Regions from separate parts of the Mus musculus genome. Here all the other regions are linked to region 2. The links are chromatin loops, found by intact Hi-C in ENCODE. Cell type or tissue: gastrocnemius. All regions are shown on one strand. Each heading gives the region's core, and the rest is flanking DNA. Links, peaks and the distances in the headings are about the cores only. Region 1 overlaps Srsf1 (serine and arginine-rich splicing factor 1). Region 2 has its middle 28 kb from the start of 4930556N13Rik. Region 3 overlaps Msi2 (musashi RNA-binding protein 2).

Region 1 (10,832 bases), core at 1,894-9,893, 760 kb after region 2:
CCAAGACTTCAAAAACTGAGTCTAAGCTCACATAAACACATCACCCTTTTTGACTGTCAAAAGTCAACAACATACCTATCAGTTTCACCAATAAAGCATTTATGTCAAAACGCTAGCTTCCATTTTATTCCTGGATGATGCAATGTCCACAAATAAGGGTTGGGAATGTAACTCAGTGGTAGAGCTCTTCTCTAAGCTAGGCAGTGGTGGCGCACGCCTTTGATACAAGCACTTGGGAGGCAGAGGCAGGTGAGTCTCTTGTTTGCAGCCAGCATACTTTACAGAGTGAGTTCTATGGCAGGTGGGGCTACACAGAGAAGCGCTATCTCAGACCCCCCGCCAAAAAAAAAAAAAAAGAGCACTTGCTTAGCATGTGATTAGCCCTAAATTTAATCCTAAGTAAGCAACAGTAAGCAAGAAGGAATACTGAACACAAGCAAAATAGCATAGGCCACAGCAGGAAAGAAACTAAGACAAGTCAAAAATATACTAAGTGAAATTCAATACATCTGGAAAACACATTCAGGCACCAACATTTCTCCTCTGGACACCTGCTCCTCACTGCCCTTAGACGCCCTAGGTCCCTAGAGCAATGGCTGACTTAACAGTCCTACAAACTGGTAGGACTGACTAAAACACAAAGCTTAGGCTCGGTTGTCATCAAAACTTTTAAAGTTGCTTAGAGGAGGAACCCTTCTCAGTGGCTATTGCTTCTACACCAAATATCCTGAGAATAAAGTGATATTAGCCAGTATTGTGTCACCAATCTAAAAATGCTATTCACATATAAAGATTTTTACTGATTGTAATGCCTCTCTAAATGTTTCTATATAAGTGGAATGAAAGCAAGCTTTTTAGTGAACAACCTTTACTTCAACAGTTCTCTTCAGTTTCTCTTCTACTGGGCCAATTAGATTTCCAATCTGCTGAGGTGGGTTGTCCCTCAATTTTTGGTAGTAAAAGAAACAGGAAATCACGAAACCAGTGTTGAGTGCAAGTTCGTTCTCTCTCTCTCTCCTCTCTCTCTCTCTCTCTCTCTCTCTCTCTCTCTCTCTCTCTCTCTCTCTGGGTTAAAGATGTGAACGGCAACAATCTAAGTCCTGAAGTGACATCAGAAGAGTAGTCAGATTAGGATCTGAAAGGCTATTCTGGTCTAGAAAACAAGCCAACGGACACAACAGAAGACCCGATAAACCTAAGATCTGGCTCAGTTTCCAGAAGTGGGAATTAATTCTATTAAGAATGTTTCTGGGGCTGGTGAGATGGCTCAGTGGGTAAGAGCACCCGACTGCTCTTCCGAAGGTCCGAAGTTCAAATCCCAGCAACCACATGGTGGCTCACAACCACCCGTAATGAGATCTGATGCCCTCTTCTGGTGCGTCTGAAGACAGCTACAGTGTACTTACATATAATAAATAAATAAATAAATAAATAAATAAATAAATAAATAAATAAATAAATAAATAAATCTTTGGGAAAAAAAAAAGAATGTTTCTGCTGGGGGTTGTGGCGCATGCCTTTAATCCCAACACTCAGGAGGCAGAGGCAAGCGGATTTCTGAGTTTGAGGCCAGCCTGGTCTACAAAGTGAGTTCCAGGACAGCCAGGGCTATACAGAGAAACCCTGTCTCGAAAACAAGCAAAACAAAAAACAAAAACAAAAACAAAAAAAAAAGAAAAACAAGAATGTTTCTGGGGGCCGGAGAGATGGCTTAGCGGTTAAGAACACTAACTGTTCTTCCAGAGGTCCTGAGTTCAATTCCCAGCAACCACATGGTGGCTCACAACCATCTGTAATGAAATCTGATGCCCTCTTCTGATGTGTCTGAAGACAGCTATAGTGTACTCATAAAATAAATGTACCTTAAAAAAAATGTTTCTGGGGCTGGAGAGGCAGCTCAGTGGTTAAGAGCTTTGTTCTTCCAGAGGTCCTGAGTTCAGTTCTCTGTAACCATGTGGTAGCTCACGACCATCTATGCCGGGATCTGATGCCCTCTTCTGGCATGCAGGCATACATGCAGATAGAGCACTCATAAAAATAAATCTTAAAAAAAAAAAAGTTTGACCATGAGTCTCTGAACTATAAGCTACTACATTTTGTTATACTGTTCAGTCATAAATATAATAAAAGGGCAGGTACAGGAGCTATTGCTACAGTGGCTGAAGCTGTACTCAGCATCCACCTCTCCCCATTCACTCTTTAAATTGTAATATGTACCTGCTGTTGTCAAAATATTTGACCCTTAGTTTGTGTACACATTGGCAACAGGCTCTCTGCTCAGTATGAAGAAATTCTAGGAGGGCAGGATAGCTTTTGACTCAATGAACTAGTTACTATGGTACACTGAGAAGACTAGCTAGTGCTTTTGAAGTACATATTGTCTCAAAGTATACAAAGCTCTTCTCAATTGACAAAAGTTAACTAGCTATCTAGTCTCAGGGCCTAATCTGGCCCTGCTTTTGTTTTATAATCTCTGTAGGGCCTTTCTTACCTTACAGCTGTTTCCTCTTTCCCTAACTTCCTTTCCCTTCCCACCTCTCCTTTGATTTTCTCCCCAATTTCATTCAGCACTGAAAGCATGGGGAACAGATGGTCGTCAACCCAAGGCAGTGCAAATGCTTCATGCGTTTTACGTGTGAAAGCCCACTGCTGGCTTTGTAATAATGTAATACATTATTTCTGCTTTTTTTTTTCCTTTGGTGTTTACTTTAGACAAGAATGTCACAATGTAGTTATGTTCCTTATATGAAAATTATTTCAGAACTATTTATTAAACTACATATAGTTTGGAATGGAAAACACCACTTAGTGGTACTTATGTGTTAGAATTAGTAACTTGGAGAAATTTGTCTATGACCACCTACATAGGTATACTTAATAAAACTAATGCTAACATCTGAGAAAGCTCCCACATATGTTCAATATACAACTCTTTCAATGAAAACAATTACTCTGCTCTCTTAAAAACTATATATAAGCTGGGCATGGTAGCACATGCATTTAATCCCAGCACTTGGGAAGCAAAGGCAGGCAGATCTCTGAGTCTGAAGCCAGCCTGGTCTACACAGTAAGTTCCAGGACAGGCAGGACTATATAGTAGACCCAGTCTTTAAACAAACAAACAAACAAAAGTTCCACAATCCATATGATCTGATATGACTAATCTTCTCATCAGAGAACTGTAAAAATTCAAGCTAACCTGACCAATGGTAAGATGGGAGGTTCATAGGTGGGAGAGATCCAACACTTCTTTAGCATAGATAAGGAATTTTGCTTGATCCCCAGAATTCAAAGAACAGGTGTATGTGTGTGTGTGTGTGTGGGTGCTCAGTAGGTAAGACACTGTTGTCACTAAGTTTGACAGTTTGACAGCCTGAGTCAGATCCCTAAGGCTCCCATTAAAAAGAGAAAATTCCCACTAGTTGTCCTCTGACTTTCCACATATACATATAATGTAATGTAATATAATGTACATATAATGTAATGTAATATAATGTAATAAAATTTTTAGCTAGGCCGTGGTGGCGCAAGCCTTTAATCTCAGCACTTGGGAGGCAGAGGCAGGCAGATTTCCGAGTTCGAGGCCAGCCTGGTCTATAGAGTGAGTTCCAGGACAGCCAGGGCTACACAGAGAAACCCTGTCTCAAAAAACAAACAAACAAACAAAAAATTTTTTTAATGGGCTGGAAAGGTGGCTCAGCAGCTGCTAAGAGCACTGGCTGCTCTTCAGAGGACTCAAGTTCAATTCCCAGATCCCACATCTTGCTCACAACTGTCTACAAACCCAGTGGCAGGGAATATGACAGACACCCTTCTGATCTCTTTAGGCACTAGGCATTCAAGCAATGCAGACATACAAGCAGGCAAAATATCCATATACATAAAATCAAATTTAAAACAAAACCAAAAACACTAACAATGTGTTGAAGTGTTCTGAGTTGGAGACACATTTAAGGGAACTCAAGAAGAGAAAGTGACATCATAAACCCAGCATTTCACAACAGCAGTATACTCATACAGCTTCAAGAGTCACCCAGCCCTCCAGATATCATTTAAAAAGAAATTGTTTAGACATAGTCCCCAATCAGGCCATGATCAGAATTCAAAATAGAAGGATGCATTGAACATTTTGAAAAGCTAGTCAGGGCATCTCAATGACAACCTTCCCAGTTGACATGAATTTTAATCAGTTGTAGGCTGTAGAATGCAAACATTTTGACTGCATACTGAAAATTGGCAAGTTTAGCATACCAACTTAACAACTCACCTATCTCAGCTGATAACAATTCAATTTGGGGATGGGCAATGGTGGCCCAGGCCTCCAATCCCAGCACTTGCTGAGGCAGGTAGATCTTTGTAACTTAGGAGACCAGCCTGTTCTACAGAGTTAGGTCTAGGACAGTCAGGCAGCCAAGGCTACACAGAGAAACTCTGTGGGTTTGCTTTTGTAGATCTCATATAAACTTTAATGTATACTCAGTCAATGTAGAAGCTGGAGCTCTAGCTCAGTTGGTAGAATGTTTGCTTGCTTAACATCTAAGAGTCCTGGTTCCACTCCCAGTACCACACAAACTGTCTCTAGTCCCTAGCACTTGAGGGGAGTAGGCAGAAAGATCAAAAGTCATTTTCAACTACATAGCAAATTTGAGATCAGGCTAGATAGCAGAAGACCCTATCACAAAAACAAAAACACCAAGTAGGGATCTTTTGATACTTACCACTGGCAGGTTCTTTGGCTTTTTTTTTTTTTTTAATATTCATGTATATGAGTGCTCTGTCTCCATGTACACCTGCATGCCAGAAGAGTGCAATAGATCCCATTGTAGATGGCTGTGAGCCACCATGTAGTTGCTGGTAATTGAACTCAGAACGCAGTCAGTGTTCTTAACCACTGAGCCATCTTGCCAGCCCCTTCTTTGGCTTTTATAGGGCTGCTGCCTAGTTACTGAGTGGCTGGCTGGCAAGTCCAACCTCTGAATGACCTGGCCAAAAAAAGGGCAAAGGTTTTCCTGAGCTGAACTGTCTGTACACTGTAAAGCCAGGAAGTCAAGCATTTCACTGTCTTGGAGCTGGGCTCTGAGCTAAGGCCAGGGATAAGAACACAGATCAGACAGCACCATGAGACACCCTGGTGGCATTAAGTAGATATTACAGGTGGTGCGCACTTTAGTTACTTCTGAACTCCCAATTGGAAGGGAGGTCTAGAAAGGGGGAGGGAGGGAGACTGAGAGGGAAAGATGTCTTGCAGTAAGCACAAGACATGTGACACATATACATGCATAGAGGCAAAACATTTACATACATAAAAAAATCTTAATTGAGACACCAAAAAAAAAAAAAGGCCTCCAAGAGCTAATAGCTGGCCAAGGGCAAATACACATGAAAATTAGAGTAATCTAAAGAAAATGCATTTAATGGATACATGTGACATAATTAAACAGGCATAAAGCAGGAATGCCACTAGTTCAAAAATTTTTTCAGCTACTAACTAATCTAGGGATAGTGATTATGGCTCACTGTGTAAGCTCCAGCTATCCTGAACTTCACTATGGAGACTAGCCTGTCCTGAAGCTCAAAGACCCATCTCATCTACTGCTACCACCATGCCTGGCACTTAGTTGTGGTTTCATCTGAATTTTGTTTAAAGCTTGCTTTTACATATATGCCAAAAAAGGTCTCAGATTTCCTGGAGGTGGAGTTACAGGCAGATGCAGGACCTCTGGAAGGGCATGAAGTGGTCTTGACCACTGAGCCATCTTTCCAGTCAGATGGAAGAATGTTTAAAAAGAAATGGGCTGTTGTGGCAATTTGAGTATGAGGAGTCAAATATCTGTTTTCTGGGCTGTGTGGCTTCAAATTAACTGCCTAAGTTTGTTCTTGTTCTATTAGTCTGAAGACTAGTGCCAGGATCCTGAAGTAAGACTTTTCCAAGCCCAACATAACCTTATACGTTTAATGTATGAATTGCTGTAAAGATATCAAGTCCAACAAAAAGAAAAATACAGAGCCAGGTGTGGTGGCGCACGCCTTTAATCCCAGCACTTGGGAGGCAGAGGCAGGCGATTTCTGAGTTCGAGGCCAACCTGGTCTACAAAGTGAGTTCCAGGACAGCCAGGGCTACACAGAGAAACCCTGTTAAAGAAAAGAAGAAAAGGAAAGGAAAAGAAAGAGAAAGAAAAGAAAAAAAAAAAAAAGAAAACTACTGAAGAATCTGCAAGGATTCGGAGGAAGGGCCACTAAATTCACAAGGCCATATTTAGGCTTCCTCTGTAAGAAACTTGGGGGAAAATGAGACTTAATAGAACCACTTAGTTTTCAGACAAGGCCCTCAATTTCCTTTTTTTCTTTAAGATATATTTTATGTATGAGTATACTGTCACTGTCTTGAGACACCAGAAGAGGGCATCCGATCCCCATTACAGATGGTTGTGAGCCACTATGTGGTTGTTGGGGACTTAACTCAGGACCTCTGGAAGAGCAATCAGTGTTCTTAACCACTGAGCCATCTCTCCAGTCCCCTCAATTTCTTAAAAATAAGCTGTCACTGGGCATGGTAGAACATGCTTTTGATCCCAGTACTGGGGAGGCAGAAGCAGGCAGATCTCTGAGTTCAAGGCCAGCCTGTTCTACAGAATTCCAATATAGCAAGCACTACATAAACTGTCTCAAAAAGTAAAAAATCAATTAGCCAAAAGACCAACTGTCACTGTGTAGCTGCCTGTCTTGCCTTAGCTTCCTAGTGCTTAACAGTGGGGATAACAGATATCACCACATTAAAACCACCTACTAGTGGGTCTCACTGAAGAGCTAGTTCATAATGACATTGGAAGGCTTGGATCATTAGTGTTTACCACCAATCCTGGCATGTTGCCATCAGGACAGCTGAGATATGTGACCCAATGTTAGGAGTAAAATACTTTATAATCTACTCAGTTAATCCACAGCTTAGGAAATAAGATGTCTATACTGCTATATCATTTCTGCCAAATTTATAAACTTTCAACAGCACTGAATTTGGTTCTTGGAAAATACAGTTACTAAAATCCCACAAAGCCTGAACATATAAAAACATTAAAATAGGGGCTGAAAAGATGGTTCAGCAATTAAAAGAGCTCTGGCTGCTCTTCCAGAGGTGGTCCTGAGTTCATTTCCAGCACTACATGGTAGCTTACAACCATCTGTAATGGGATCTGATTCCTTCTTCTGATGTTCATGAAAACAGAACAGTCATATACATAAATCTTTTTAAATACATCTTGGAAAAAAGTACAATTAAGTGTTTATTAGCAAGTGCTAGAGATAGATCAGAGTTTAAAGTACTGTGCTCTTCCAGAGTTATCTGGGTTTGATTTTCTGCATCCACATGGAGGATCACATGCAACTCTAGTCCCAGTGGATCCTATACCTGCTTATGGCCTCCATAGACACTGCACACGTGGTACAGAGACATGCACTCATGCACATGTTTTTTATTAATTCAAAAGGCTTTGTTTAGCTTGTTAATTTTTAAAGTTCAACAATGAGCTGACCTCATGAGGACATTTAAGATTTGAAGCACTAGCCAGGCAGTGAGTGCTTTAATTCCAGCACTTGGGAAGCAGAGGCAGGTGGATCTTGATTTGGAATCTAGCCTAATCTAGAGCTGAGTTCCAGGATAGCCAAGGCTACACAGACAAACCCAGTCTCAACGAATAAAAAAAAAAAAGAAAAAAATGTTTTGAAGGAGGTTAAGACTACTAATGAGGCAACTGTGTATAATCTCACACTTGGGAGGATTTCAAGTTGAGATCAGCCAGAGTGAGACCTTATTTCAAACAAATGAAACCCCCAAGAGCTAGTCTGATTCAAGTCAATAGGCATGGTGGCACTGAGGCAAAGATGAACTTGGCTATTACCTTTCTGAAATTTACTTTGCCAACTTAAGGGGGTTAGGGGAAGGCCATTTGTTTTAGTTATAACAATATCTATTGTACAACTTAAAATTTCATATTTCTAGAGTCTTAAAATGTGATGTAACTCTTTTTTTGAGACAGGGTTTCTCTGTATAGCCCTGGCTGTCCTAGAACTCACTTTGTAGACCAGGCTGGCCTTGAACTCAGAAATCCGCCTGCCTCTGCCTATGGGATCAAAGGAATGCGCCACCACACCCAGCTGTGATGTCACTCTTAAGTATTCTGTAGCTTAAAAGTTGTCTATGACATGCTGTTACTGGTGGAAATAAGTATGTTAGCAAAGGACTTCACAGACCCTTTTAGGTTTCCTTTTGACGGTTCAAACAACTCAACCCTAATTGCTCTGGCCCCAACTTAACTCATAAGGTCCTCTAATACTTCAAGAAATAATTTTTGCTATACCTGACATTTTAGTAATCTAAACTCAGCCCTTCTTTTACCAAGAAGGTGTAATGGCAAAGCTGGAGTTTATCAAGGGACATTAGAGTGGTAATAGGAAAGGGGCAAGGGCTGAGCATGAAGCTCGGTGGTAAGGTGCTTGCCTAGCATATGTGAGGTCCTAGGTTCAGTCCCCAGTACTACTGCACATGCAAAAAAAAAAAAAAAAAAAAAAGGAAAAGGGCAGTATATACCTAAGACAAAGGTGTAGACTTATTAAAAGAATCATTGCAAAGGAAATTCTGGAGTCGGTGTGAATTCAGAATGCCTTTCATATGTTCCCATTATAGACACAGCTGGCCTTCAGTTAGCAACCTTACAAGAGCTTATCCAAATGCCCTGGTTACTGGTGTATATAACCATACATTGCTTAAGAGTTCAACCTTGCAGCCTCATGTAGCCCCCAACGTAACTTAATAAGCAGAGAAATACCTATTATATAAATCTGATCAATGTTGACTGCAAAAATAATTTGTCCACTTTTAACATCCTATTTTCCAAGTGACAAGTTTTGTAAGTTTTAGGTATTCCCACAGCCAAGTTTTATTTCCAAAAGGTGGTAAATTTATGTCATTAAGTCTGTGGGCTTTGGATGTTCTTTTTGTTTGTTTTGGCGGGGTGGGGGTGGGGGTGAGGTGTGGCTGTGGTATAAAATTGAGACAAAGAAGCTAATGGTAATAACCTTTCATTCTCAGTAATCCCCAGCTCTTAAAATGTCAGTAAGTTAAACTCTTCAAAAGAATGGGGTTGACTTTTGATCACAGCATACTGCCTGCATACAATATAGCTAACCTGACAGGGTTTGGGTGCACATTATCTTTAAAAGTTCATTAGCAATATTGAAATATCATTCCTAAATCTCCCAAGAAAAAAGGCTCTAAAGTATACTCACTTCCTCGGGTTTCTCTGTATAGCTCTGGCTGTCCTGGAACTCAATTTGTAGACCAGGCTGGCCTGGCCAGAAATCCGCCTGCCTCACGAGTGCTGGGATTAAAGGCGTGGGCCACCACGCCTGGCCCTTGTGTTACTTTTAACTTATAAAAGTTGTACTTAAGCTGTAAGCCGAAAAGGGCATTGCTCAGGATTACAGGCAGAAAACTTACCCAACCATCCAACAGTGTAGGTGATCAAATATTGTAAATGGCACTATAGTAAAACTTATTCCTGGATGGGTTTTGTGGCAGGGCTCCCTCTTGTGGCCAACCTATTTTCACTATCACTTAACAAAAACATTAGAAAACTAAGACAGGTGACAGATGTGACAGATGCTAGGCATGTTTTTCATAGCATCCTTTAAGTCAATTTGTAGACCCCTTCATGCTGATAGCTTAGCTACTGTGCAACTAAATGGGAACCTCACAAAAAAGCCATGCATGACTTCTTTCCTGTGTAACCCACTGACACTATGCTATGTGTAGTTTCAAGTTGCAGCTCAGTGGTAAAGCACTGAGGTTCAACTCATACAATAACTAGTACCACTCCTCTGCCTCTGAATTAACTGCACAGGATATCTAGTCTATCTTGTATCTTATTTCTGTCTATTATGAAGCAATAATACCCTTCCTTTGATCACTACAAGCACAATCAAATTCTCCACTGCCAAATAAAGCTTTCAAAATTAAAAACAAAGTATGGTGTTAATGTCTTTGCTCTAAGGTGAAAATTATTTCCCAATATTTATTCAATCATCAAGCTTTTTCTCTTATCATTCCAACTCCACTTTCTCATAAAACCAGAATGGGCAAGGTTCCTTGAGATGGGAAGCAGGGCTTAGAGATGGCTCACCTGTTAAGAGCACTCACTGCTTTTCAGAGGACCCAGGTTTGATTCCCAGCACTTAGCACCTCACAACTCTCCAGTCTCCAGTTCTGGGAGCAGCAACTGTTCTCTTACTATTCAAAACACGTTTGGTGCACTCACACACACACCCCACTCTTGCAAAACACCCATAACCATTAAGTCTAAAGTCTTTAAGAAGCTGGGTGCGGTGCATGCCTTAATCCTAGCACTCAGGGGGTAGAGGCAGGCAGTTCTGGAGGCCAGCCAGGGCTGTTAAAAGAGACACCATCTCGAAGAAAGAAAAATCTTAAAAACCTGACATCAAAACATCTACAAGAGTACTACACTGTATATTGTAGGTATTACCTTCTATGAAGTCTTGCTACAGTGTTAAACTATGTAGTAATGGAATATATTGTGTGGTTGACACCTTTTAAGTACCTGATTCAGTCTAAAAGGATGGAGAACTTAAATCTCAATAAAGGTTCCAAATTAACAGCTTTTTATTCACTCCCAAAATTACATATAGTAACATTAATCCTCTGCAGTACTAGTACAATTCTACAACTCCTTGCTCACCCAAACTAGATATATATTTGGGATCCATGGTTGTTCAGACTTTACATGAAGATCTTATCACATATACTTCATATATATAAAACA
Region 2 (10,832 bases), core at 1,418-9,417:
CACCATGTGGTTGCTGGGAATTGAAGTGAGGACCTCTAGAAGCAGTTGGTGCTCTCAACCTCTGAACCATCTCTCCAGCCCCCAAAGAAGAAAAAAAATCAATATTGTTCAATTAAAGCATATAAGAGAAACATTAATGAGGAAGTCCACAGTTGGATATCTGGTGTGGACTTTCTGGAGTAGACCCCAGAAAGCAACTGGCTTGTGGCTCCTGTCTTGGACAGCAACACTGGACCACCCACCAGTGCCAGCAGCACCCTTACACAGACCGTTTCTTACTGCAAACACTATAGATCGACCAGGTGTTACCATACAAGCAGCACTTGGGAGGCAGAGGCAGGAGGAATGAGGCCAGCCTGGGCTGTGTATGGTGGTAATGTGTCAAAAACAAGATTGCAGAATGGGATATGGCTCTTTAGACCAGGTAAAGACATTAGCTGTGCAGGCCTGATGACCCGAGTTCAATGCCCAGTTCAAAATCCACAGTGAGGGCTGGTGAGATGGCTCAGTGGGTAAGAGCACCCGACTGCTCTTCCGAAGGTCCGGAGTTCAAATCCCAGCAACCACATGGTGGCTCACAACCATCTCTAACAAGATCTGACTCCCTTTTCTGGAGTGTCTGAAGACAGTGACAGTGTACTTACAGATAATAAATAAATAAATAAATAAATCTTAAAAAGATAATCCACAGTGAACGTAGAAAAAGGAAGACAGTGACAGTGTACTTACAGATAATAAATAAATAAATAAATAAATCTTAAAAAAATAATCCACAGTGAACGTAGAAAAACCGCTTCGCAAAGTCGTCCTCTGACCTCTGCATGCATGCAGGTCAGCATGTGCGCCCATGTTGGACATAGGTGTAGTAGTTTAAAAGCATGTTTGCGGGAAGTGTTTTTAAAAGTGTCTCTGTGTGAGGTTTTTGCCATGTAGACTAAGCTGGCGTCAAACTTCAATCCTGTCTCTGATTCCTGGGTGCTAGAAATTCAGGCTTCTGAATTGTGACATAAAACCAGTCAACATTATAAAATGCATTTTGATCCAACTGTCTGCCATCTTCACTGCACACCCATGTCTCACACAGCGCCCCTGCGCTTTTCGTTTTGACATAATCTTCCCTTTGGACTGTCTGATTTGTTGCTGTTATGATCAGGACATGTGAAGCCCTTAAGTGTGAGAAGTGTGTTGTCCTGACCTGACAGGCACCATTATTTTGGCTGGGTATCTCTGGTTAATTGGGTGTGGCCTTTGCCAACAATCCTGTCTACTCCACAATCAAAGTGTGACCTTCAGCCCTGTTGGACTTAAGGTTCCTCCTGATTGTGAGGTAAGGGTGCTACATGTCAAGGGGCTGCAGTTACGAGGGCGGGCTGCTTTCCTTCATCCTCTGCCCAGTGTCAGCCATGTTTCAGAGTGAAGACGTACCCAGGAGCTTTAGCTAATCCTGGATGGAGGTATGGGTGAGGTAGAATTGTCACAAGCCACCAGGATGAGGTTTGTGTGTCAACTGTGACCTGCTCAGTGATGCTGCTTTAGGCCCCTGTCTTAGCCAGTGTCTTATAGGTGTGAAGAGACACTGTGACCTCTTACAAAGGAAGACCTTTCACTGGGGCCGGCTTACAGCTCAGAGGTTTAAGTCCATTGTCGTCATGGCAAGCAGCATGGTGGCACACACGGACATGGGGCTGGAGACATTGCTGAGAGTCTCACATCTGGATCGGCAGGCAGCAGGAAGACCCAGAGCCACCGGGGCTCAGCTTGGGCAGCTGAAACTCCAAAACCCTCTTCCAGCGAGGCACACTTCTTCCGACAAGGCCACATCTAATCCCTATCAAGTAGCAACACTTCCTAATAACCAAGCATTCTCGGGGGCCCTTCCCATTCAAACCACCACAGCCCCAATCTTTACTCTGAAATCAGCACTCTGGCCCCAGGGCCACCTGTGCGCCATATTCTGCCTGACTGGGTACAAGTCCTTTGCTCTCTGTCCTTTGCTCTCTGTCCCTATAACCCTCGATTTGTAAATAAATAGAAAAACAAGAGGTGGCAAGTGTGAGCATGAGGGCCCAGGTGTGGGTCCTCAGATCCCACAAAAAGCTCAATGTTGTAGCGTGCCGGGGAGGGGAGGAGGAGACAGAAGAGAATCGCCAGAAAGCTCCAGGGGCAGCTAGCCTGGTGCGGCAGTGTGCAAACCTACCCGTCTCGGGGCAGAAGATGAAGACCAACACTTGAAGTTGTTCACGTGTGCTCCTGCTTTTGTGAACGCATACATGAACGTGGCTTTATGTCGTGAAGGCGCACATCATACGATAGCTAGATGTTTTTAAGTGAAGGTGGATTTCAATAGGCTTGCCAGGTTTGATTTGGGGGTAATCTGGCAAACGGGGGCCAACTGAAGATTCCTCTTAAGGAGGTCGACTTGTATCTTTACAAAGAAAATCTCTGAGATCTTGGCTTGCTTGTTTAGAGAAGCAGGCCCAGCTGACATCTGGTGGAGACAGACGGCATTGGAGAAACCCCCGGTGCTCTGGGCAAGGATGGCTGATACTTCCTCCCTGAGCTGGGATGGAGTTCTTGTCTTTCTCCGGGCTTCCTGGCAGGATGACAGGGAAGGCGTTGTGACTGCTCCTGTGGGTTTCTGCACCAAGTGCCTGCATGAGTATGCCAAACCTGCTAAGGGCTACAAAGCTGAGACAGGTCCAGAGCCTTCAGGAAGTACTCTGTGGAAGTGTGCCGATGAGTCTATAACAGATGGCACATGCCTAAGGGGGGGCCTTCCCCACTTTTCTATGGGGTCCTGGAACCTCTTGGGAGGGAGCGACTAGGCTCACAATAGGCTGAACCTGGCCTTGAACCTGTGTCTTCTGGTATCCACGCTCCCTGCTCTCTCTGGGTGCTTGGGAGCCTAAATTCCCGAGTAACTTGGGCCACATAAGCACAAGCCACTGCACCTGGATATTGATCTTCATTTTAATCACTCGGAGTCTGTTCCTTTGTTCATCAAAGGTTGAGGTCCTTCCCAGGGCTTCGATGGTCCACACTGGTTGTGTATTAACACTTAACTTGAAATCGGCCAAATTGAGCAGACTTAACTGGTCTGAGATGAAGTTATTCACTAAGAGATGATTAAACATTATTACCATTTGGGGGCTGGAGAGCTTGTTTAGCCGTAAAGAATGCTGCTCTTTTGGAGGACTAGAGTCAGGTTCTTAGCATCTACGCTGGGCAGCTAACAACTGCCTGTAACCCCAAACTACAGAAGGGTTGATGCTTCTGGCCCCTGTGGCTACTCACATGCACATATACATACAGACACACAGAATAAAAAATCCGTATTTTAAAAGATTAGTATTTGGGGGTGTGCATGTGCTACATACATAGCTCAGTAAAGTTACTGCTTGTACAAGTGTGAGAATCTCGACCTCAGAATCCACATAAAAAAATCAGTGGTTAAGATCATGTGCTCTTGGAGAGGCCCTGGGTTCAGTTCCCAGTGCTCACATCGGGTGGCTCTTAGCCACCTGGAAGTCAGTTCCAGGGGATCTGACGTCTCTGGCCCCGGAGGACACAGCACTCATATGCACTATTACCTTTAGGATATTACCTCCCCATTGTTACCTTTAGATCATAATAAGTGCAAGGGAGTCTGGAGAGTAGAATGTGATGCCTTCTCAAATATGCACATATCCCAGATGACCTTCAAAAGGTGAGCATAGGATGGATCTTGGGTCCCAGAGTTCCCCTGTGCCCTGTTCAGTCTAGTTTAGTTTCCAATATCAGATCTCATGTAGCCTATGCTGCTGGCTTTGAGTTCCCCATGTCAGTGGTGATCTTGGACTTCTGATCTTTCCATCTTCACAAGTGCTCAGAGCACAGCCATTTACCACCATGCCCAGCTACACAGGGCCACGGGCCAAATTTAGGTCTTCTTCCATGGTAGGCAAGTTCTCTACTAACCAAACCACATTCCTGGCTCCTCCTTTGCCACAAAAGTGATCATTTATGTAGATGGGTATTTTATTTTGCCTGCGAGCATAATCTGTGTATCTCGTGCCTGCCTGGTGCTTGAAGAAGTCAGAAGAGGGAGTCAGGACCCCTGGAACTGGGTTCCAGATGCTTGGCAGCTGCCATGTACGTTCTGGGAACTCAAACCTGGACCCCTTGGGAGAACGGCCAGTGATGCTTTGAACCACTGTGGCACCTCTGCAGCCCCGCCCCTTTGATGTTTAACGGGAGGCTAATGAGCATGCATTGTCACGAGTCTGAGTATGGCTCAGATTGTTTCTGTTGGATAGTGCTAGGTAGGGAACAGGGTTCTGAGGTCACCGCCCTGCAGGCTGTCTCACAGTAGAGGCTCAAGCGTTTGCTACAATTTATTTATAATGCTTGCAAGTGGCTGGGCCCAGGCCCACTGAACCAGAGATTCTTAAGAATGGGACTTTGAAACCTACATTTTTTTTTCAATCCTGGGGTGGGGCAAATACAGGCCTTCACGCGTGTTCTATCGCTAGGCTACATCGCCAGCCCTTTTTACATTTTTATTTTGAGACAGTTTTCCAAGCTGGCCTTAAACTCAAGCCATAGTCCAGGTAGCTGAGGCAGGCCTTGAACTTGTGACCCTGTCTTTTCCTTTTTCTCTGAGTTTTAAAATAGAAGAATAACCGTAAACAGCTTTCTTCTTCCCTTCCTTCTCTTCCTTCTCCATCATCCCTCTTTTTTTTTTTTTTTTTTTTTTTTTTTTTTTGAGACAAGGTTTTTCTGTGTATCCTGGAACTTGCTCTGTAGACCAGGCTAGCCTCAAACTCACAGAGGTCCACCTGCCTCTGCTCCCCTGGTGCTGGAATTAAAGTTGTCCGTCAGCACCCCCTGGTTGACTTTGAGCTTTCAACCTTCCCATTTCGATCTCCCAACTGCCAGGCTGGGATTACAGGTGTGACCACTATATCCAGTTCAGGTCATGCTGGAGAGAGAACCTAGGGTTCCGAGTGTGCTCTGATAAGTTCTCCCCAACAGCCACGTCCTCAGGGTTGTCCAGTTACTTCTAAAGTGGTGTGCTTCCCCCTGGGTTGAGACAACATGGAATCCTTGGGTCCTGGTTTGGGGTTAGAGCTAATTATTGTGTGATCTGGGTGATGGCCTGCTGTCTGCCATGTGTGCAGTGTTGTGCCTTAGGTCAGATGTATCTGGGGGACAGTTATCAAAATCAGGGTGTGCAGTTTCGTTTCAAAACACCCAGTTTCCTGTTTCATTTCATCCATATTCGGCAGGGCATAGTTTGTAATGGTCTTATTCAGAGGGTGGAAAGAGAGCATTTAAACAGTAAAAGGCCCACCTTAAGAAGTAGAGTCGTAAAAGAGAATGGTTTTTGAAGTGTTTAAAGGAGTGGAATGAAGTCTTGTGCACTCCACAGGGCAGACTGCTGCTATTGTGGTCTATGTCCACTAGATGGCACCACAGCACAAGCTACTACGGGTATCCCCTCCCTTTGCCTCATCCCAGAAAACAGGTTCTCCAAGCACTTGTCTCAGTATTAAACTTAACAGGAATGCAAATCCCCAGCTCATACCCGAGACTTACTGACCGAGAACCGTGTAGCACTTTGTCCACGTAGTTTAGATGCAGACTTAAGTTTGAGAGCCACTGTCCTAGAATCAACCTTGGGGTAGCTTGGGAAGATACCTGTAGTACGCCAAAAGCGCTTGCTGGGGAGGGAATGAGGAGGTGCGTGGGGGGCGGGGCGGGGTGAGGAGGGGAGGGAGGGTGGAAGACAGTCAATGGTGCAGGTATATTTAGTGCCAAGGAGCTGCTCCAAAATCAGAGAGCTGATATGGACTAGGGGGCAAGACTGGATTTCTCCCAAGTCGGGGAAGTAGAGGAGAGAAAAGAGGGCTCTTCAAAGAGATCCCCTCCCTTAGGGCGCCAGATCATGGGCTAGGAGCTGAATCATAGGCTGAGTTCTCTGCCGGGAGCCCCAGGGCAGCTGTGTCCTCATTGTGGCTGTTCATCTCAGCCTGTTCTGAAATTTCACCAACCTACTACTGTGTTAATGGATTGAAATCTTGCAACCCTCCCAAGACGACCCAGGAAAATGGATGCTAAGAATCAAAAAGAAGCTTGAGACGGGGTGGGAAAATCACTAGTGAATTAAAACCTTATTTTTGTCTTTTCGATCCTATCTGTACCCTCAGGGAAGGCCAGTGCAGAATGAATTCATCTCTCTCTCTCTTTTTTTTTTTTTACACAAAAATTCCTTTTGCAGGTCGCAGCTGAGGCTTCACAGGGGCGACATACCATGCAAATATGTATTTTTTTTTCAGTTATGATGTATACAGTTTTTAGTTTGATTTATTTTTGGTGTCAGAAACAAAATGGAAGTTAGCTCTTTAAAAATGAGTGTGGCTGGCTGAATAAATAAATAATATGCTCTTGGCCAGTACCTGCCAGTACCTCCTTAATTGCCCATTGATTCTTTAATTCTCTGCCTTTCACCATCTACGAAATTAAGAGGCCACAGAGCATGGAGATGTCTTTTGCCAAACAACTAAAAGAATCAGAGGTTTTCGAAGGTCTGGTTCTTCCTGGGGGGCTTTTACCTAGCATTGAGGGGCACAAGTTACCCAAGGATGGAAGCCTGGTGTCCTGCTTGGACCCTTCCCAGGCTTCTGTACCGTCACTTGGCTTTCCAGCCACAAACATGTACTGTGTCCACTCTGGCGGGCCACCAGTGGCAGCAGGGACCCGGTTGTCCCTCCTCGTGGTCTCTGGAGGTTGGGTGGTCTGTCATGGTCTCTCTCCAGCAAACGCTGCCGTTCAGAGTGTTCACACTCCTCCGATAGCCCCAACCACGGGTCCTGGGAGCTGGCTGCCTCCTTTCTGCCAGGGGAGATGTTCCAGGAAGCTCTCCTTTATCCCATTTCTGGAACCACCAACCAATCTCCCCTCCCTCGGAAGTCTCCTGGCATCTATCTAGCCTCCTCTTCTCCCTTTCCTTCCCGTCAAGGCACAGAGGCCTGTGTTCTCATCGCAGGCTGTCTCCTAGGACCCTTCTCCAGGGTGCACTCTTCCTCAGGATGCTACCCTGCAACGCCTTCCTCCAGGGCATGGCTCTGAGCATTCACACCCCTCTGTAAGCTGCTACACCGGGTGGGGTAAGGACAGGTCGTGCCAGCTGCTTCTCTGTAGAAGTCTCTTAAATGGGTCTGCTTCCATGGTCTAGGGTGGGGCCCTCTCTGTTTCTCTGGGTTCATAGGACTCGTCATTTCTTCCACCCTGGAGACACAATGCCAGTTGCCTCTGCCTTTCTCCTATCCTGGAGTCTCCATGAATGCGTACTTGGTTACTGTTGGTGTCCCCATGAGAACGTCTACTCTGGGCTGGGAGCCCAGGCAAGGATACCCCGCCGGGAGCAGGGGGACCTTGCCTTTTGCCTCTGGACCCCTCAGCGGCCCCTCCTCTCTGTTCTCGTGCTCCTCTCTATCTGCATCTTCCTTGAATTAGAATTCTCACTCTTCCACTTATCAAGTCAGCATCGCGCGCCTGCCTGTCTCCGCCACTGTCAACATCCGCGCTCCCAAGTCTCCAGCAGCCTGAGCTCAGGGCCGCCCCTCTCTCTCTGGCAATTACGATTCCTTCCCTGGCTCACGTCGGAAGTCTTTGTTCTTCTCCCTGAACATTCAAGTTAATTTCTACTGACTGTTTATTCAGCCTTTGTACTGGCTGGCTTGCTACTTAGTCAGGAAACGAGGCCCTCCGAGGCAAAAGCACGGGGATGCGTGGGGACTCAGAGCAACAGTTTAGGACAGGAAGTAAGACACTTCAGAGGAGGAGGGCGCTAGACAGGAATTCCCAGGGCCATGGGACCAGGACTGGGATCATGATCTTAGGGAGGGGAGTGGGAAGGGAAGCAGAGGAGGGGAGAGGAGGGGAGGGGACAGGGAAGGAGATCAGGGGAAGGGTGGGGGTGAGGAAGGGAAGCAGGGGAGGGGACAAGAGAGTTAGCCTCAACTCAGGCCCTGCTTTTCATGGTGGTGGGGGCGGGGGGGGGGAGAAGTGTGCATGTAAATACACTTGCAGACAGGTGCACTCCACTTACTTAGAGACCTGCTGTGTGGGAGACCAAAGACAACGAAACCAAACAGCATTAGCAGTCCTGGCTTGCCTTCCATGTTAGCCTTTTGTTCTATCAAGCATTTGAGAGTTTAGGAGGGGGGCTTAGGCCTGCAAAACACCCCTGCGCTGGAGGGACAAAAGAAGGGATCCCGTAGGGAGGGGCAGCGAGGAGGGAGGAGAAAGGAAGGGGAGTAGAAGATGGGTGATGGGTAAGGAGAGACCACTGGACCGAGGAGAAGGTCCTGTGCAGGTGCTGGCTGGTGGGAGCAGCCTCAAGCCTAGTGGTTTTTAGTTAGTTTTTGTTGTTGTTGTTAAGAGACATTGTTGCTAAATTTCCCAGACTGTTCTCAAACAAAGAATCTCCTGCTTCAGTCTTCCTGAGTAGATGGTATTATAGGTGCTTTCAGTGAGCCTGGCGGCAATCTCTGTCTCTCTGTCTCTGTCCCTCTCTCTCTGAATAACCGATATTGATAGATATATGTGATAAAGACGAGATAGATAGATATAATATAAATATATAAATAGAGATGATATAGTTGTAATATAGCTATAGCTATAATAGATATAGATATAGTTATAATAGATATAGGCAGAGATGTAGATGTAGATACAGGTAGGTATGGTCCTACTATTTAGGCCTGGCTAGGCTAGAACTTGCTATGTAGATCAGAATGGTGAACTTGTCCTCCTGCTTCTGATTCCTGACTACTGGAGTGTGCCACCATGCCTGGCAGCAATCTCTTTAAAATCCAGTGGAAGGTGTTTGCAGCCTTGGCTGACCTTGAACTTTTAATCTTCCTGCCTCAACCTCTGGAGTACTGGGACTCCAGGTGTGTACCACCAAAGGCCCTGGGCTCTGATCCCAGCCCGGCAAAAGTGAACAGATGGATGGGTGTTGTCTTAGGGTGACCATTGCTGTGGTGACACGCCCTGGCCAGAAGCAACCTGGGGAGCAAAGGGCTTTTTGGCTCGTGCTTTCAGATGGCTGCTCATCACTGGAAGAGATCAGGACAGGAGCTCAAGCAGGCCAGGAACCTGGAGACAGGGGCTGATGTGGATGCCATGGAGGAGGGCTGCTTACTGGCTTGCTGCCCATGGCTTACTCAGCCTGCTTTCTTACAGACCCCAGGACCACCAGCCTGGGGATGGCACCGCCCACAATGGGCTGAACCCACCCTCCATCAATCATTAATTAAGGAAATGTCCTACAGGCTTGCCTATATCTCAGTCTTATGGAAGCATTTTCTCTTTCTCTCTCTACTCTCTCTCTCTCTCTCTCCAGGGTTTCTCTGTGTAGCCCTGGCTGTCCTGGAACTCACTCTGTAGACCAGGCTGGCCTTGAACTCAGAAATTTGCCTGCCTCTGCCTCCGAAGTGCTGGGATTAAAGGCGTGCACCACCTTGCCCGGCATGGAAGCATTTTCTTAAACGAAGTTCTTCCTCTCAGATGACTCGTAACTTTTGTCAAGTTGACATAAATCCATCTAGCACAGTAAATAAACTTTTTAACTTTATGTTTATTTAGACAATTATTTTACTTTTCTTTTATTTATGTATACTATGTTGACGAGCCTAGTCTTGAATTACTAGAAATCCACCTGTTTCTGCCTCCACAATGCTAGGATTAAAGGTTTTTGCTACCATACCCAGTGAATACATTTATTTTAAAAAGTATAATGAGGGGGCTGGTGAGATGGCTCAGCAGGCAAAAGCACCTGACTGCTCTTCCAAAGGTCCTGAGTTCAAATCCCAACAACCACATGGTGGCTCACAACCATCCCTAATGAGATCTGACTCCCTCTTCTGGTGTGTCTGAAGACAGCTAGTGTACTTACATATAATAAATAAATAAATCTTAAAAAAAAAAGTGGGGGCTGGTGAGATGGCTCAGTGGGTAAGAGCACCCGACTACTCTTCCGAAGGTCAGGAGTTCAAATCCCAGCAACCACATGGTGGCTCACAACCATCCGTAACAAGATCTGACTCCCTCTTCTGGAGTGTCTGAAGACAGCTACAGTATACTTACATATAATAAATAAATAAATCTTTAAAAAAAAAAGTATAATGAATCCCTTTTTTCTTCCAAGAAATCTTCCCAAACTCCGTTATGAAAAACAGACAAGGTAACTATTTTGTTTGTGTTAAGTTTACATGCCTGGACTAAGAGTATAGCTCAGAGGTAGAGCACTCGCCTAACGCGCATGAGGTTTGACCTCAGCCCACAGCAAATAAAAGTAAGTTAAGAATAAAACAAATTTGTATGTTGATGTGTATGGGAATTTACCTACTAGGTGGAGATTATTGAGGCAGATGAAAACATACAATGGATTAAATGTGACGTGATGGCCTGCGTTGGATCTGAGAACACGAAGACCCTCAGCGGGAAAGCTGTGAAATCTGAGGAATGAGGGAGTTAGTTCCTGTCTCAGCATTGCCCACTCGCCCGCCCGCCCAACCCACCATTGGCTCTCAGCCCTGAGGGCTGTGCTGTGCCTACGGTCAGTGGCGACTCAGGAGGAAACTATGCCGGGGAAGCTCACTCAGAAGCTGCCACTCTTCTGTAAATAGAAATCACTCCCAAGAAAAGCTTTCTCTCCAAGTCTTTATGACATCCATGAATAGATTTCACCAACGGACAAAGAAAGCTCCAAGGGTCCGGCTCCGGATGGCAGGGAGTTCCTTCAACCAACAAATTACTGCTACCTCTTGCCTTGACTTCATAAT
Region 3 (10,832 bases), core at 1,262-9,261, 310 kb after region 2:
AGTGGTGCATCTACAGCATGCTTATCTGTATGAGGGTGTCAGGTCCCCCGGAGCTGGAGCTACAGACAGCTGTGAGCTGCTATGTGGGAGCCAAGAACCAAACCCTGGTCACCCAGAAGAGTGGCTAGTGCAACCAAACACTGAGCTGTCTTTCCAGCCCTTGAAGAGCAGTTCTGATGCCATGAGGCCTTCACTGGTCTATGTCCCAGTAGACGTGATCATCCCCCCCCCCCCCATTGACGAAACTTCCTGGTCATTTTCTCATGCTTCTTTGACATAGGCGTCACTTGCCAGCAAGAAGGTGTGCTGTGTTGGAAGAGACCCATGTCTCCCTGTTGCTGAATCTTCCACGGTGCTGGTCTGGGCTGCTTCGTGGTGCCCTGTAGAGCTATGACCTTGCAGTTCATACGTGTTCTGAGCATGCTCTATTTTCCATTTGTTTCAGAACAAACGGACTGCTTGGCCTTGAACACACAGGCCTGGACTGTTCTAGTCTTAGCAAAAGTAGCGTAGGGGTGAAGTTGCAAATCAGCCGTAGACTTTCCAACTCTGGCATGTCAGAGCGGGAAGAGGTCATCAACGCTGCCAGGCCAAGCCCACTCCACTTGTCGGCTAAGACTGCCCATGCCACACCAATATGCCACATCTATACGATTTCACCAAATCTGCACCAGTACATAAGGTCTGCTGTAGTGGTGTGCGAGATCCACCCCACTATGCCAGGCTCTTTCCCCCATCCCCCCACCCCAGTGCTCCCCCTTAGTGTTCTGGGGTCTGCCTGTATCCCAGTGCCTGTATCCCAGTGCACCAGTTCTACCTAGATCTGCCCCAGCATACGAGGTCAGTGTCAATGCACCAGGTCCACACCAGTGCTCCAGATCAGCTTCCCTTTGTGTGAGCTCTGGAAAGCCTGGGGTTGGGGACTTGGTTTTTCTCGAGCCAGGCCCATGCCTTCAATCACCTTCCCAGAATACAAAGTCAGAGTAACAGCTTCTGCTGCTTCTGAAATGAGTTTTCCACTCATGCAAATTGCTCTCTGACTTTGAGCACCCACGTGGGTGGGAGCCTCGCTTTCCGCTGCTCAGTTGGTGAAGGAGGGGGGACATCACAGGGAGATTTTTTCCCCCCTCCTAGCCAATATAGGCAATACCCTTCCTCTAATCAACAGGTTCACAAACACTATCTGAGAACCAGAAATGAATTTATAAAGGGCTCTTCTGGCCTTGTGGAATTAGAGCAGAGATACTGCTTTCTTTTCAGTTCAGTTAATCCAAATGAGCTGAGTCTCCTTTCTATAGGGAAGGGCAAAACAAAACAAAAACCCAGCCCAGCCAAAGCAAAGCATACTTAGCTGCCAAAATGAGACTCCAAAAATAGTTCGGGTCATTGGAATCACGCGAGAAATAGCATTTATATAATCTCTCTCTTGCAAGAGAACTTGAAAGTGATTTCCGTACATTATATGCGGAGAATATGTGGGGTTTATTTTACCGACTTTTGTCTGGAAAGCTTGTTTGTTGGTGCCTTTTCTTTGCTCTGCATAAGTTATCTGAGCTCCTTCATCCTGAATAGGGAGTATGGGAGTAGTGGCCCCATCTGGAGGCTGGATGGAAGAGTCAGACTGAAACGGGCCTTCAGCTCTGCTTATTGGCTTTTATGGTATTGCAGTGTATTGGTAGATCAAGATCCCCAATTTGTACAAAGGGCACAGAGACCCAGTGAACCATCCATGTCCTTGGCTACAGAATCAGAGAGTGTAATTCAAGGACAGAGCTGTGTGTAGGCCTAGGGCTTTGTGATTGTAAAAGAGAGCAAAGCCAATCTTGCCAGGCAGGGGAGGGAGCCTAGACTGGAAGCCTAGGGTGCTCTAGGGCGTGGCTTGAGGTTACAGATGTGAGAAGTGCGGAGGATTTAGGACCACATGGTGTAGCCTCCGGGGCTATGCTCTGGAGTCAGTTCATGACCCTGCAGAGCCAAGTGTGGTGCCAATCCAGGAGTTGTGTTTGCATTGTTAGGATCCACTCAGGCTGTCATCAGATCTTGTGCCTTGGTGCTCCACCTCAGGGATTTAGGAAGGGAGAAGGCATCTCTACGCCTTCCCTTTTACCATCCCCACAGATCCACAGGCATCACTTTCTCTATTGTACCCTGGAAACATGGCTTGCCCCTCTCTCTGGCTACTCTGTCTTTGGCTCTTGTTCTCCTAGCACTTGTCCTTGAAGCGGCCAGGCTCTTTCCTTGACCTTCAGGCTTGGCTTCCTCTGCCTTATCCTTCATCTGCTGCCAGAGGAACAGCATCAGGAGGCTGGGCTCTCCATGCCACTTCTCTGCCCAGCCTGTGGCCCTGTGGCCCTCTAGAAGAAAGCCTAAGGAAGGTCTTTCAGCATGGGTATTCCATATGTCTGCCTCCCCACATGCCCAGGTTTCGCCAACCCAGATAGAACATACTATACGCTATGTCAACACGGTCTTTTTAAGTGAGCTGTACCCTTGCTTGGAGCTTTCTGCCTTTCCACACTCCACATATCCATCCCTACACCAGCAGCCGTCTGTGGGCCTGCCAGCTAACTTGTTCCTTCCCCACCTGGACCATTGAGCTATATTTCCCTCCTTCTGCTCCCATCCTCTTGTTTGTGTGGCCCAGGGCCTCATTGGTATTGTTTTTGCCTGTCTATCATGTTATTAGTAGATGGGCGCTCCTGCCAATCCCCAGTTCTGTGCCAGGCTCATGGTGGGTCCCTAGCAAGTGTGTGTGTGTGGGGGGGGGGGGGAGGAGTAAATAGAGAGAGCCCAAAGGAAGGAGCCCAGAGCAGCAGCCTAAGCCACCTTCATTTGTCCCAATGATCAAGCTGTTCCCAGAGTGGGCCTCCTTTCTCCTGAGGGTAGTACTAGGCTTACCGGAGGAAAAAAAAAAACAGGGGAAAACTCATTTGTGTATATAGCCACCCCACCTCCCTCCTCCTTGTCCCAGGAGGAAATGATATTTCCATACATCCTAAACATCCGCCTCCTTTAGCATCTGCGGAAGCTCAGTGGAATAATGAAAGATAATCAGCAATGGGCTGAAATTGCCTCTCCTTTGGCAAGGTTGGTTTTTTTTTGTTTTTTTTTAATTCCTTCTTAACTACTGTCATGTCATAGCTTATGGGGGTTTTGTATATGGACCAGAGCTTTGCTGATTCTTCATCCAAGGTGATTGGGGTAGGGGAGGGTTGTGTACAGTATGTGTGCCTTGCGCTTTTCCAGAGGCAAACATGACTCTGTTCAGATCCTGCAAAAAATGGTGGCCCAGTGAAGCTGGCAGCGTGTAAACATGGCAAGAGGGAACCTGATGTACTGGCCTAGGGCTCCACATGCCCTTCCCGGGGGAGCTTCTTGGAAGAAGCACTGGCAGGAGCTGGCCAGGCCGGAGGCAGTCTCTGTATTAGCTTCGTGCTCAGTTATGTGTCATCAGAGCCATTAAGGGCCATTAAGAGCCTTGGTTTCTGGTCCCAGCTCTACTGCCAACTGGCTGTGAGTGGCCTTGGGCAGACTGCATGGCTTCTGGGGTCTGGATAGCACTCTTCTATCAAAAGAGGGTTTGGATGTCATCTCTGGGTGTCTGATGAACTCAAAGAGAGAGAGAGAACGAGCCACTTGGAGAAGAGCGTCAGGCAGGGAGGTGAGGGGGGCTGGGGCTGCTGGGAGCAAGTGCTTTGAAGGTGGGAGGGAGACAGGACAGAGGAGAGAGCAGGTCTACTCAGCAGGGAAGAAGCTCCCCTGAACTGGAGCCAAATGCCTCTGGACTTCCAAGCATGAACTTTGGAATTCCAAATTGGCCAGAAAAACTCACGGCCCGGGCCCAGTGAGGCCAGCTGGTACCGCGCCCATAGGTTCTTCCAGAAGTGCTGTGGTTTATGAGCCCCAAGGGACTCAGCCAGCTTTGGCTCGTCTTCTTTCAACTCTTAAACCATTCCCCTTCCCTAATGCATGAAGCACCCCACAGTATCCTGAGGAGCCCACCGTAGGCCGGAGACTATGCCAGATACCGCCACCACGTAGTCCTGTCTGTCCTTGTTATCATCCAACCTTGTGTTCACCTTTATATGCTTGGGATGAGGGAAGACATGGGGACATTGGAGCCAGGATCTTGGGGTGGGGTTGACTTTTGTTCTGGGATAGCCCCATTCTGCAGATGGTGAAGACTTTGTAAGAAACAGAGCAGCAAGCGAATCTTCTTGTAAGGCCAAGCATCTCTTGAGGGGAGTAGGCAAATGGGCATTGTTGTTTTGGGAAGGAAGAGGAACTGGGTGAGCAGATAGGTACAGCAGGGGTAATTAGAATGCCCAACTGGTGGAAGCTCAGGAACGAGTTGTGTTGCCTTGACATCTAAATGACGGTGCCCCTAGCATCTGCCTCTGGGACACAAGTACGCGCCAGACCAAGAGCAAGTTGGACAGAAAGATCAAAGACCATGGAGATCCGTGGGCAAGCTCTTTCCTCTAACTGGTAACTGTTGAAGGTGTAGCTTAGAAGTGGAGCCCTTACCCAGCGCACCCAAGGTCCCACAGCTTCTGACACTAGCACAAGGAAGTGCAACGCACAAAACCAGCTCCAAGGAGGGAGTCACCCTGCTGACCGTAGAACATTCATGTGGAAGCATCCTGGCACTCAGTAGCTCCTAGTCCTTTATCTTGCTTGTTTAGAATGTCCAGCCACAGACACTAGCGATCTCTCTTTTGTTCTCCTAAACTCAGTATGTTTAGGACTGTTGTTGACACCTGAGGAGTTTGCCAAGTAAATTAGGCCGAAAGGCTCCGTCTTGGCTGGAAGCTTCTGTTCAGCCTCTCAGATCCCCTCAGGTAGGAATCCGATAGGTACCCTCTCATTGGAACCTGGAGAGTTCGGAGGCCTTTGACAGCCACCCTCCCTCCAGGAAGAGTGTGGGATGGCCTTTGCAGGGGAGAAAAACCCGGAGTTGGGGTAAGTTAGCTCACTCCAGTGTCCTGGGTTCTCCAAGGCAAAGAGACAGAGTGCTAGTATTTGGAATAGAACTCAGGTTTCAAGATGTCTCAGGCCCAGGATGACCGTGAGCTTTGAGAGCAGCCCATGGTGTTCTGTTTCTGCGGGACAGAATTGGGCACATTCCCCAAAGAACTTTGGTTAAATGTTTCCATCAGTCCCCGTTTCTCAATTCCAGTCTTCCAGATTGTTCTGAGTGGCTGATACACCTTGTGGGGAAGGGGCGGGGCTGCATTCTTCTGCCTCCACCGCCCCTGTCCTTTAGCCAAAGGCAGCAGCTTAGTCCTTGGAGCCGGTCACTAAGAAGGGCTCAGACTCTTTGGAGCCAGTGTGCAAGTTGGCAGTATCCTCTGAGCACCTGGCCAGAGCTCCTGGGGAGGGGTAGATGGGAGGTGCCACACTGCCCCTTGTGGACTGTGGTGCTCATAGCTTGTAGTCGCACTAGGCTGAAGGAATTCTGGGACCTTAGAGGAGTCTTCTGATCTATGCTCCTCCCATGTAGGGCCCTTAATCCCCCTCTTCTGTTTTCTTTTTCTATTCTGAGAGCTGGTTTAGGCTCATTAGAGTGCATGTTTAGACAAAGTTTCATGTAGGAGAGTTAATTCTCTGGTACCATGAGGTCCTAGGATGTGGTCTCTCCATAGCCACAGTACAGCACGTCAGTAGCCCTGCATCACTGGGAGCTTCCAGTGCAGCTAAGGTGGCATCAAGCAGCTAGGAAAACACTTGGACCACAGAAACAGTCAGCCTAGGGACCAGGGTTTGTGGCTGATCCTAGAGCACACTGAAATGTTGATGTGACAAGTCTTAATGCAGACTCTAGTAGCCAGAGGGTCTCAGTATCCTTCAGGGGTGAGGGGGTGTACCTTGGGAGGAACAAGAGTCAGATAGCACTGGTTTGGGGTCCATGCTATTATGGAGATGTATATGTACGGAAGCAGACACCAACAGCTGCCAGTTCTCCCTTCCAACTTGTGAGCCACTAAAGGCCACAGCAGACGGCAAGCCAGCATCAGAGCAGTGGTTGCTTTTGCTATGCCTCTGGTGACATATGGCACCAGTTCCCTCTTTGTCCCTGTTCAGCGTCTCTGGCCTGACAGCCTTGCCCCCTTCCCCTCTCTCTGTGATGAGCCTCGGTGCTGGACAAAGAAGAACCATGCTCTGAAAGTCACCAATTTTCTCTTTTAAAACTTTTCTCTCCTGGAGTGCTGTATTAGTATTGTAATTTGCTCTTGATACCACCTGAATCAGTTGTGATGAAAGGTTTTTCCTCCCTCCCCGTCTCCTCCCCTCCCCTCCCCGCCTCCCCGTCCCCCAGGTTTGCTCACAATAACACAGATGAGAAAAGATAGTTGTTCTGATATATAATGTTCGGAGTTGCTTAAATCCTTCATTTGTAATTCTCCCCAGCATTTCTCAGTAGAGCGAGGCTCCATCCCATCGTCAGGGCCTCTAATCCCCATGGAAAGCTAGTGAAGAATGTCAGAGAAATTCTGCATGCGCTCTGGAGGTGATGGGCAAGTGGAAGGCACCGTGGTATAAATTAATCCGTGTTATCCCTCCCCATGGTCATCTTCATGATGGCGTTGTGGTTTAGGGTGACCCCTCCTGGGCCCTTTAAGGTCAAGAAATCAAGAAGTGAGAACCTTATAGTACTTGACCTGATCAATACTCAGGATCCTCAAACAGATACCTAAGGGTTTGGATACCAGTGTTGGACAGGCACGAAGGGAAATCGTTCGGAGAGGTGTTACAAAGCTTGCAGCAGCTGAGTGATGCCCTGAGTGTATACTGTATGTATCTCAGCCCCATCCGTGGATGGGGGAATCCGCTGGGTTCTTCATCTCTGTTTTGGATATTTTTTGTTCACCTTCTACTTCTCATCAGTTTTCCAGTTTAGGGAGCAAAACTCAATTCTAATGCGATAGCTAGGACAGAAGGGTGGAGAAGTGAAGCCCCTCTTTTGGTTTCAGGAGAACTCCAGAAAAGCCCAGACTCTTGTTTTAGCTCTTGTCCCCCCCCCCAAATTCTAAGTGCCAGACTCGTCCTAGCTATGCCCCCCATCCCAGATTTCAAGTTCTGATTCTTGTCCCAGCTATGCCCCCAAATTCTAAGTGCCAACCAGAGGGCTTGAAGTACCATCTGGTACTTTGGAGTCCTGATAAATTACTGTCTTCCTCTCCTCCTCTGCCTGCAAAAAGTTTTAGGATTTGAGGGTGGGGTGGCCATTTGCACCTGTGAGGAAGGTGCAGGAATGACTGCATTATTCTAGGGCCTTCTGTTTGTCTCGTGTATGGTTATAGAGTTAATATGATCTGGTCATGTGGTTGGTGTGTAGGAAACAAAAAGGAAACTATGAATGAATGACTCCTCTGCCCTCACTTGCCACCCTGATTCCTTTACCCTCTGCTAGTAAGTGCAATGAAAATATCAATAAAGAGGCGGACGTGGCGAGCCCAGTGAGGAGGAGCATTTGCCAATGGACGGAGCTTGGCCAGTGCAGGACTGGGCAGATGGGTGCCAGCAGAACATGTCAAGACTCCTGTTTCCTTGTCCTCTGAGTCCTTGCAACCAGAACAGTTATTCAGGATCTGAGGCCACAGTCTGGAACTGACTGAAGCTCTGGCAGGAAGGAATGTGGTTTTCTCATCTGCCCGTTGTCATTTCTGAAACCTCTTCAGCTGTCCAAACTGTTTCACCCTTGGGAGTGTTTTCACGCCCTTTGCAGGTGGCATTAAAGTGAAGCCCGTGGAGTTACAAAAGTTTTCATCTCTTTTAAAATTGGTCTTTTAAAGAAAATGGGCTGTTTGCATGAGCCCGGGAGCTTACACTTGGGCCCAGGCCCATGAGTCTGCCAGAGTGCTCTTGGCCCCTGGGAATATATACCTCTAGTCACTCCCTGATGGGCAGCAAGCCTGAATTCACCAGCACTTTCGTCTTCATGACCACCCTTTGCAATAAGGCACTGAGGGTTATGGTAATACCCTTCATAGATGAGGAAATGAAGGTTCATAGTGCCCTCATAACAGAAGGGAATAGTTCTTGTCAGAGTATATTCCTTTTTGCTATAGTGTGAGCCTCCTGCTGTAAGAGGCACTTGTTAATATCCAATGTCCTGCTTTTATAGAGAAGGCAACTCTAAGGCCAGAGGTTTATAATATTCTCTAAATGAAGTTGGTGAGCCTGGACTCGCATGCACAAGTCTGTGGAGGAGCATACCCCACACAGTGCCTAGTGGTTTGATGTCTTCCTGGCACCAGGGAGAGACTGTGGACCAGGAGTAGAGAGGGATGGAGGTTCTAGATGGAAATGTCTGGGTGATGAGACACGTCCCATCTTTGGTCTGAGCAGTGATTGCTCTGCCCTATTCCTGATGGGCAGCAAGCATCAGCCCTGATGGGCATTTTTGTTCTCTTCTACCTGTCAGCCTCTTTGAGCACTGCTCCTGTACCAGCCCCTTCCGTGCCCTTCGCCATCTGTTCTTTCAGGTTGTTTCCTCTCCACACTGGAGAATGGGTGTTTGCCTCCTCAGTGAGGAGACTGAAGCTCGGTGAGGTAAAGAAACTTGTCCTCAGCCACACAGCCAGATTGTGACAGTGCCATTTTGTCATTTAACAACCCCTTAGCCCTTGCTGTATGCCAGGTTCTCTGCTGAGGCACCAGGGAGAAATGAGTGAGTTGAATAGAAACCACTGCTGGTCTTTTAAGAGAGGTAAATTCTAGTGGAGGGAGACATTCAATAAACAGCTGATCAAATAAAAACGGAAATGGTGGCCCACTAGGAAGGAATGAGAGCCAGTTAAAGGGACCGAAATGGAGCCAGGTACAGAAGAGGAGAGTTGCATGGTCCGTCAGGTAGAACATCTCAGGGTTGCAGTCGGTCACGGTTCGTACATCACATGGTCGGGGTGAGTCTGGAGAGAGCGTAGAGGATGTTCCTTACTGGATGCACACACGGGTTGGGTCTGATGGTCTCTCTTCAGATGGCATGCAGGAATGACATACTAAATTAGCATCGTAAACTCTCCTCACTGCAGTGTCTACTTGACTCTTTGCCCTACTGTGACTGTCATCATTGCTCTCATGGTCTTCCCCACCCAAGTCTCCCCGCCAGCTTCCCTGTCTTACACAGTTTAGCCTTCAGCTTTGGTAACCTCGGTTTCTCTGCCCCACGCTAGCCTCAAGGTCTCCCTATCTCCAGAAAGCCACCTCTGTCTTCTCCCTCGTGTAAACTTGGATCCTGTCACCCCTGCATCCCAGCACCCAGAGTGGGGAATTAATGCTTTTTTTATTTGAAGAAATCTGTGGCTGTCATTTTTGATATCTTCTGTTTTTGTATGCAGGAACGCAGAGCACAATTAGAATACAGTTATATATCCTCATAGTTATTAAAGCTTGGATTAACATGACATAAAGTTTTGTCTGGGGAGTCTTTTGCTATGGCTCAGGGAGCATTTTTTGTGACAGTAATAGGCTACAGTTAATATACTTGAATGATACTAGAATCTGTGTTATAAGGCAGAACAAAAGGGGTTTATCTGCAGCTGAATTACAAAGGTGGAATTATCACAGCGAATGATCCACAGAGATCTGGGCTTAATTATTGTCCTTTGTGTCGTTTTAGCATAATACAGGTAGTTAACTGGAGCAGAAGTGCAGGGAGACCTGGCCTGTCACTCACCTGCTGGATACCCAGACTGCCCCCCACACCCACCCCACCCCACCCTTGCAGGCTGCCTGCTCTACAGAGCCAGCAGAACCATCTGTGGCTGTGTGATGCCTCCGGGGCTACTGTGTTCTTGCCTCATGTTTAGCGTGACTCTGTGTCCCACCAGCAGCCCAGATCTCTTCTCCCTCCACTTAGGTTCCCTGCTCTCCCGGCTTGTCACACCTTCCGTGAGGCTGATGAACAGGCTGATATGACAACTGCATTTTCTCTGCCCAGCGCCATGGCCACCACCTTTCAGAACGTAAATGTTCTGACAAGCAGAGAAGGTGAGCTAATGTGCTCTGTCAGCTGTTTGGTCAGAGAGCCTGGCAGTGGCCAGCCCAGGTGTCTAGCTGCAAATGGAAGCACTCAGGTGACCCGATTCCCCAGCTGCTCCATGAGGACAAAGCATGACAGCCTCGAAGTCAGGAGTACTAGGCAGCTGCCTCCCTCCTGCCAGCACCAGCCCATTCGCCATCAGGCTGGGAAGCTGTAACTCTCCTGCAGGCTTGTCTATGAACCAGGATAGCCCTTGCCTATGAATGAACAGGATAGCCCTTGCCTATGAACAGGATAGCCCTTGCCTATGAACCAGGATAGCCCTTGCCTATGAACAGGATAGCCCTTGCCTATGAACAGGATAGCCCAAAGTCGAGTGGGGTGGGGTGGGACACCCAGGAAATTTCAGTATAACACTGTTTGCTAGTGTTTAAGGTCATCATTCTGTCCTCTCCCTGCCTGGCTCACATTTTGAACTTACTTTGTTGGTGGCTGATTTCAGCTTCCACCCTGACTCTTAACTCCAAGAAACATGGTTGGAAGTGTTCCTTTTTTGTTTGTTTGTTTGTTGTTGTTGTTATTGTTTTTTTAATGTGCACTGGTGTTTTGCCTGCATGTATGTCAGTGATGGTGTCAGATCTTATAGTTACGGACAGTTCTGAGCTGCCATGTGGCTGCTGGGAATTCAACCCAGATCCTCTGGAAGAGCAGTCAGCGCTCTTAACTGGGACCCATCTCTCCAGCTCCTGGACCCTTTTTAATGTAGCTTTTTTTTCCCCCTGTCAAATTTATCTTCTGAGCAGCTGTCACATTGGGGCGTTTTAAAAAGATTTTCAAATTGCTC

The links. Peaks named below come from ENCODE experiments on the same cell type or tissue, not always from the same donor. Only the 100,000 strongest peaks of a DNase experiment are listed, where the experiment ranks them.
Region 1: a loop joins it to region 2, with 2.8 times the contacts of the local background. A loop is called at or near these places in 16 of 42 quality-filtered maps.
Region 3: it touches region 2 in a loop (2.7-fold over the local background); 2 of 42 quality-filtered maps call a loop at or near these places.

Annotation. Positions count from the first base shown.
Region 1 is chr11:88,053,574-88,064,405 of GRCm38, reverse strand. It overlaps Srsf1 (serine and arginine-rich splicing factor 1), which reads right to left. Exons shown (of 4, transcript NM_173374.4): 4 at 10,649-10,832. Among named protein-coding and RNA genes, the nearest start is that of Vezf1, 9.3 kb to the left of the region's middle. In gastrocnemius, for the core only: CTCF peaks have their summits at 1,997 (motif pointing left), 5,144 and 9,578 (motif pointing left); DNase peaks (open chromatin) are centred at 5,047 and 9,521; H3K27ac peaks cover 2,158 bases.
Region 2 is chr11:88,817,852-88,828,683 of GRCm38, reverse strand. No RefSeq gene overlaps it. Among named protein-coding and RNA genes, the nearest start is that of 4930556N13Rik, 28 kb to the left of the region's middle. In gastrocnemius, for the core only: CTCF peaks have their summits at 2,502 (motif pointing left) and 5,441 (motif pointing right); DNase peaks (open chromatin) are centred at 5,906, 6,799, 7,461, 9,098 and 3 more places; H3K4me3 peaks cover 252 bases; H3K27ac peaks cover 326 bases.
Region 3 is chr11:88,507,313-88,518,144 of GRCm38, reverse strand. The region is part of intron 6 of Msi2 (musashi RNA-binding protein 2); the gene reads left to right. Among named protein-coding and RNA genes, the nearest start is that of 0610039H22Rik, 110 kb to the left of the region's middle. In gastrocnemius, for the core only: CTCF peaks have their summits at 1,600 and 5,417; DNase peaks (open chromatin) are centred at 3,759, 5,361, 5,950, 7,505 and 2 more places; H3K27ac peaks cover 5,650 bases.